Regions from separate parts of the Mus musculus genome. Here region 1 is linked to region 2. The links are chromatin contacts, found by Hi-C or POLR2A ChIA-PET in ENCODE. All regions are on one chromosome and are shown on one strand. Each heading gives the region's core, a stretch centred on a gene start or an enhancer-like site at or near the end of the contact. The rest is flanking DNA. Distances are from core to core; before and after follow the strand shown.

Evidence for each region. Hi-C counts contacts between places; a loop is a spot of excess contacts on that map. ChIA-PET counts read pairs that join two places held with the same protein, here RNA polymerase II (POLR2A).
Region 1: a loop to region 2 is called in a map of gastrocnemius, with 5 times the contacts of the local background. The contact joins two enhancer-like sites. A Hi-C loop is called at or near these places in 4 of 37 maps with a recorded cell type or tissue (CH12.LX, adrenal gland, gastrocnemius and 1 more). POLR2A ChIA-PET finds 5 or more read pairs at or near these places in 2 of 5 experiments (both embryonic stem cell).

Annotation. Positions count from the first base shown.
Region 1 is chr1:36,613,950-36,616,721 of GRCm38, forward strand. The region is part of intron 7 of Fam178b (family with sequence similarity 178, member B); the gene reads right to left. Among named protein-coding and RNA genes, the nearest start is that of Sema4c, 57 kb to the left of the region's middle. Within about 2 kb of position 1,473, at least 1 of the 3 ENCODE cell types and tissues checked has a DNase peak (open chromatin) inside an H3K27ac peak, as active enhancers do.
Region 2 is chr1:36,570,522-36,573,221 of GRCm38, forward strand. All of the region lies in intron 13 of Fam178b (family with sequence similarity 178, member B), which reads right to left. Among named protein-coding and RNA genes, the nearest start is that of Sema4c, 13 kb to the left of the region's middle. Within about 2 kb of position 1,275, at least 1 of the 3 ENCODE cell types and tissues checked has a DNase peak (open chromatin) inside an H3K27ac peak, as active enhancers do.

The DNA of each region.
Region 1 (2,772 bases), core at 223-2,722, 44 kb after region 2:
CAAAAGCAAAACAAAGCTCATCTATGCTTACAGAAGCTTCAAGTCTAGGTTTCTACACTGAAAAGGGTCTGGGCTGTGCAGACCACAGCTGGTCCTGAGGCCTGACAGTACCTGTTGGGTCTGCACTGCTCTGGTCTGTCATTCTCAGCCTGGGTTTCTTAAGCTCAAGGTCACCTTATGGTCTAAGAAGACAACTGTAGACCCAGCTATCACATCTTGGCTCCAGGCATTTTCCTCTTTCTTTTTAAACCATATATTCATTTTGGAAAATATGACATTTTCTTACATGTATTCCATGAACTTGCATGTATACGTGCACACACACATACACACAGATGCCTGAGGTCCATATGTGAGAGAAAATATGTTTGTCTGAGTCTGGCTTGATGCATTTAACATGATGATCTTCAGTTCTACCCATTTTCCTCAAAATGATATAATTTCTTTCTTACTATATAGCCTTGACAGGCCTGGAACTTGCTATGTAGACTAGGTTCAACTCACAGAGACCTGCCTGCTTCTGCCTCCCAAGTACTGGAACCAGAGACATGTGCTACCCTGCCTGGATATTGTTTGACTTCCTGATGTCAGCCATTCTTGTGGGGGGCGGGGTGAGATGAGACCACTCACAGCGTTGATTTGCATATCTCTAATGGCTGAGGTCACTGCATCTTTTCTGAGGGGCGTGTGTCCAGTTCAGACAGTTTCTTCTTACTTTGCCATCTGTTCCAGTTTCCCTCTCTTCTCTCTTTTGTGAGAAAACACTGTGACTGAAAGCAACTTAGAAGGAAAAAGGGTGTATTTGGCTGACACTTCCAGATCACAGTCTGTCCCTGAGGGAAGTTGGGGCAGGAACTCAAGTAAGAAAGCAGAAACCACAGAGGAGGCTGCCTGGTGGCTTACTCTCTCAGACTTAATGCTCAGTTAGCTTTCTGAAAAAGCCCAAGACCATCTGCCCAGGGAATTGTGTTGCTCCTGTAGGTTGGAGCTGGGGTTCTGTCACATCACTCCTCAAAACACCATCTCCCACAGACATGTCCACAGGTCGCTCTGCTGTGGGCAATCCCTTGATTGAGAATCCCTTTAGGTTACTGTAGGTTATGTCAACTTGACAGTTAAAGCCAAGTAGGACATCATCTAAAGGTGTACTGCTCTGAACAACGTGGGGATCTTAGTGACAGTAACAAATCCCACCCTTCTAACGTCACACACCGGCCTCAAAGTGATTCGGATTGAAAAAGGCTTCCCGGCGCTGTTCTGGCATGTGGGCCTAAAGCAGGCCCTCATTCTGGGGTTCCGAACCCGACATTTTTGGACTATGCCTGCTCTCTAGGAGACAAAATAGAACCATATCCTGGCAAGGATCCAGAGTGAGAGGAGTCTTCATTCACTACTTTGGAAGACAGTGCAGTGTTTCTCACAAAGCTCAACACGCCTTTACAAGGAGACCCGACTATGCTGCTCTTTGGGAGCTAGCCAGCTGAGCTGAAAGCAGGGCCTGTGAGACGCTGCATGTGTTTCTAGCAGGCTTAGCCATACTTGATAAAAACTGGAAACCAGGCTGGGCCGTAGTGGCTTATGCCTTTAATTCCAGGCACTTGGGAGACAGAGGAAGGTGAGTCTCTGAGTTGGAGGCAGGCCTGGTCTACAGAGTGAGTTCCAGGACAGCCGGGGCTGTTATGCCACAGAAAAACCCTGTGTCAAAAAAGACAAAATAGAAAAAGAAAAGAAAAGAATAAAGAGACTCTGCCTTTATGAGTAAGGTGTAAACAAGAAAGACACATAGCATCTAAAAGCTCCCAAGTAGTATTAATATGTAGCCAAGTATGAGTCCCACTAAGCAAAGGAAAACTTGCTGTCATTAGAGAACAGTGTGTGCGGCTGATGACAAGGGGTGAGGTGGCCAGGAGCCCCTGCACACCAACTCTCCTAAATACCCAGAGCTCTTGTCCTGTGGTCGCTGGAGCTCCATGCCAGCTACAGAAGACAGCGGCACTATTGCAAGCTTAGCAGCAGGGGAGAATGGCTCTTCCAGACACTGACTCTTGGGAAGCTGCTAGTTCCCACTGATTGAGATGTTAAAATCTATCAGTCTGGAGAGATGGCTCATTGGTTAACAGCACTTATTGCTGCCTTCTAGAAGATCCAAGTTCAGTTTCCAACACCCATGTCGGGTGGTTCCCCATCACCTGTAACTTCAGCTCTAAGACATCTGACGCCCTCTTCTGGCCTCCAAGAACACCTGCACTTATGTGCCCACATGCAGACACAAACACAAGTTTTTTGTTTTATTTTTCGAGACAGGGTTTCTCTGTATAGCCCTGGCTGTCCTAGAACTCACTTTGTAGACCAGGCTGGCCTTGAACTCGGAAATCCGCCTGCCTCTGCCTCCTGAGTGCTGGGTTTAAAGGCGTGCGCCACCATGCCCGGCAAACACAAGTTTTATAATTTAAAATGACACAAATAAGCCTATAAAAAGATGATTTGCACCGGGCAGTGGTGGCGCACACCTTTAATCCCAGCACTGAGAGGCAGAGGCAGGCAGATTTCTGAATTTGAGACCAGCCTGGTCCACAGAGTGAGTTCCAGGACAGCCAGGGCTACACAGAGAAACCCTGTCTGGGGGGGGGGGGGATGGGGTGGGCAGGAGGAAGATGATTTGCCATGATAAAGTTGGATTTATTCCAGAGATGCAGGGATGACTTTACACATGCAAATCAATAAATGTAATAACTTGCATAAATGGACTAAAGGACAGAATTACACGATTAT
Region 2 (2,700 bases), core at 25-2,524:
CAGGCCGTAACTCTCTAAGCCATGCTGCTGAGGCGCAGGCTCAGCTGGCAGGTGTTGGCACCTGCTCGGCAGCTCCAGGATGCCAGGACTACCTACCCTGTTTCTGCCTCTGACATCACAGGCCCTGGCTGGTGGTTACCCTGGGGAATGTGCATTCAGCTCAGTCTCCAAGGTCTGGAGGCCCAGCCCAGCCCAGCCCAGCCCAGCCTGACTACCGATCCCAGAAGAATCCTGTGATAAGTACCACTCCTGCCTCACGTGGGTCCTCCCGGGGACCGATGAGAGCACATCGGCTGAAGCTGAGCTCTAGAAGCTGAGCTGATCACTAGGTCACCTGTGTGAGAGGTGGACTCTGATTCATTTGCCTTTTAAAATTAAATTTAAAATCTAGTATCACAGCAACCTGGCGTACAGAGGGGACATTCAGAGAAGGCCTGGTAACCCTATGTCTCAGCATATGTCTAAGCTCAAGCTTGGCTAGATCCCTAGCATGTCCAGTGAGGGAAAAATCTAGCAAGAAGCAGATGTCTGGGATCTTCATCAGGAGACATTCTGTGCATGTGCACGCGCGCGTGCGGGTATGTGTGCACGCGGGTGTGTGCGAGTGCAGGTGCACACGCACACGTGCACTTGTATAACAGTTCTAAATAGAGATGGCATTGAGAACTTCTGGATCTGAGTCCACGGATATCTTGAGAGACAAGCCGCAGAGGCCCGGCTGTTTCTGTGTAGATGGGGTCCATCAGCCTGTGCTCCTGTGGTTGGGCAAACAGCAACATCATTTAGCACCAAACCAAGAGTTTCAGCTCAAGGAGAGAAGCGGGGCTCTAGCATCTCAGGAGTCCTCCAAAGCACAGGGCATGCATGTTTCTGAGTCTGCCTTATCTGAACACTGGCACTTTGCACCTGCCATCTTGGATTGGTAGGACATCATTTCTTCTCTGTTCTGTGTGCACACTTACAAGCTGCTCTCCTTGTCCATGCAGCTCCAGGTCCAAGGTTATGTTCCTGACCTTGGCCTTGGCAGGCACTAGATTAGAAAGCAAGCAGAGGGCTGCAAGCAGACATCTGTTCTGAAAGAAAAGCTGGCTTCCAAAGTGACTCTGCCCAGGACAGGGCATTGGTCACTAGTCCTAGCACGTAGGAAATGATGAGACACATAATTAACTGCTAGGAAATGAGACGTGTGACATAATACCCTTCCTAGCCCAGAGTCCCTGAAGATACAGGGTCAAGAGGCCAGGCAGCAGACGTCACAGGCACATCCTGCCAGATTCACCACTGGGTAGGGCTGGGCAGGCCACCCTATTCTGCAAACGAAAGTGATGGGCCATGTGGGTGGGTGGAGCCCTGAAAATGGAACAGTGATGCGGCCACTTTAGGGTGAGAGAGGACAGGCTGGTAGCATCTAGACAGGAACAGGACTTCCTGCTCAGCTGCTGGGAACAAGCACTATGTGAAAAGTTGCTCTTAGGACCCCAGCTGGGTCCAGAGACGGGAGGGAGGAATCTTCCCAGGGTGCTAGAGGATTTGAGAGGCCCAGGATATACCCATATACCCCCACAGCTTCCCCCCCCCCCGACATTTCCTCAGTGTGAGCCTGAGCTGTTCTAACTTCCCAGAAAATAAGCTCTGAGACCTCTCACAGTGGAATCCTCTTGTAAGTTCTATTTCAACTTTGAGAATGGGCCCTGAGGGTTTCTGCTCTGAGGACTGGGTGGGAGCTGGGAAGCTCTGGCACAGGAGATAGGGGTGGGACATAATATTCAGGAAGGCTGAGGGCATGTCTAAAGTGCTGCCATCCTGACAGCTGGACTACAGCACACGTGTCTCCCTAGGGAGGAACCTCGGGACTATGAGCAAATCCTTGGGAGAGTGATGCCACCCTGCCCACCCTTCCTCTCTGGGTTCCTGGGGTGGGGGCTAGGGCAAGTAAGATGATAGGCAGCTGCTTCTCCAGCTGGGACCAGAGACCCTGATCCCACAGGACTCTAGGCAGAAAACCCAGCTCTGCCCATAATCTCTTGCTGCAGGAGTCTATGTGTGTGAGTTCAGGTTTACACATGTGTGTGCATATCAGCATGTGGGCCTGAGGGCATGAGTGAGCATGTGGAGCTCTTCAAGGAGTAACTGGAACTGGCCATCTGTAAAGAGAGCTGGTTTCTCTCAAAACCCATGACAAGAACAGGGTGTACTATACAGCCCAAAGTTTCTAGGTACCTAGGACATACCCCTTCCATTTTAAGACTGGCCTAGCTTCCTGTCCCCTACATTTAGGCCAAACTGTTCCATGGTGGTGTCTACAGAGTTGACTCCAGCAGAACACATGTGACCTGGACCAGCCAATCATGGTCTACACCAAGCCAGTGAGACTTGACTCTGGGACAGATGTTCTTTCTTTAGCCCTGGCCAGGGTGGCCGAGGAAAAGGAGGTCAACCCAGGGTTTCCCACAAAGGCAACAGGGAACCTCTCTGGGAATGCACCATAGGGTACAGGCAAGCATTGGGGAAAGTGACACTGGGGTTTTGTCACACTGTGCATGTAACCCTGGGTTCACCTAAGTCTGGCTCATCTAAAGAGGTGCAGCAAGGACAAAGAGAAGGGATTGAAGGGGTGAAAGGCAGGCAGCGGCCAAGAGGCAGCACTTACAGCATGCTCCTACAACCCAGTCTGGGCTAATTCAGGCCTGGCGGAGGGAG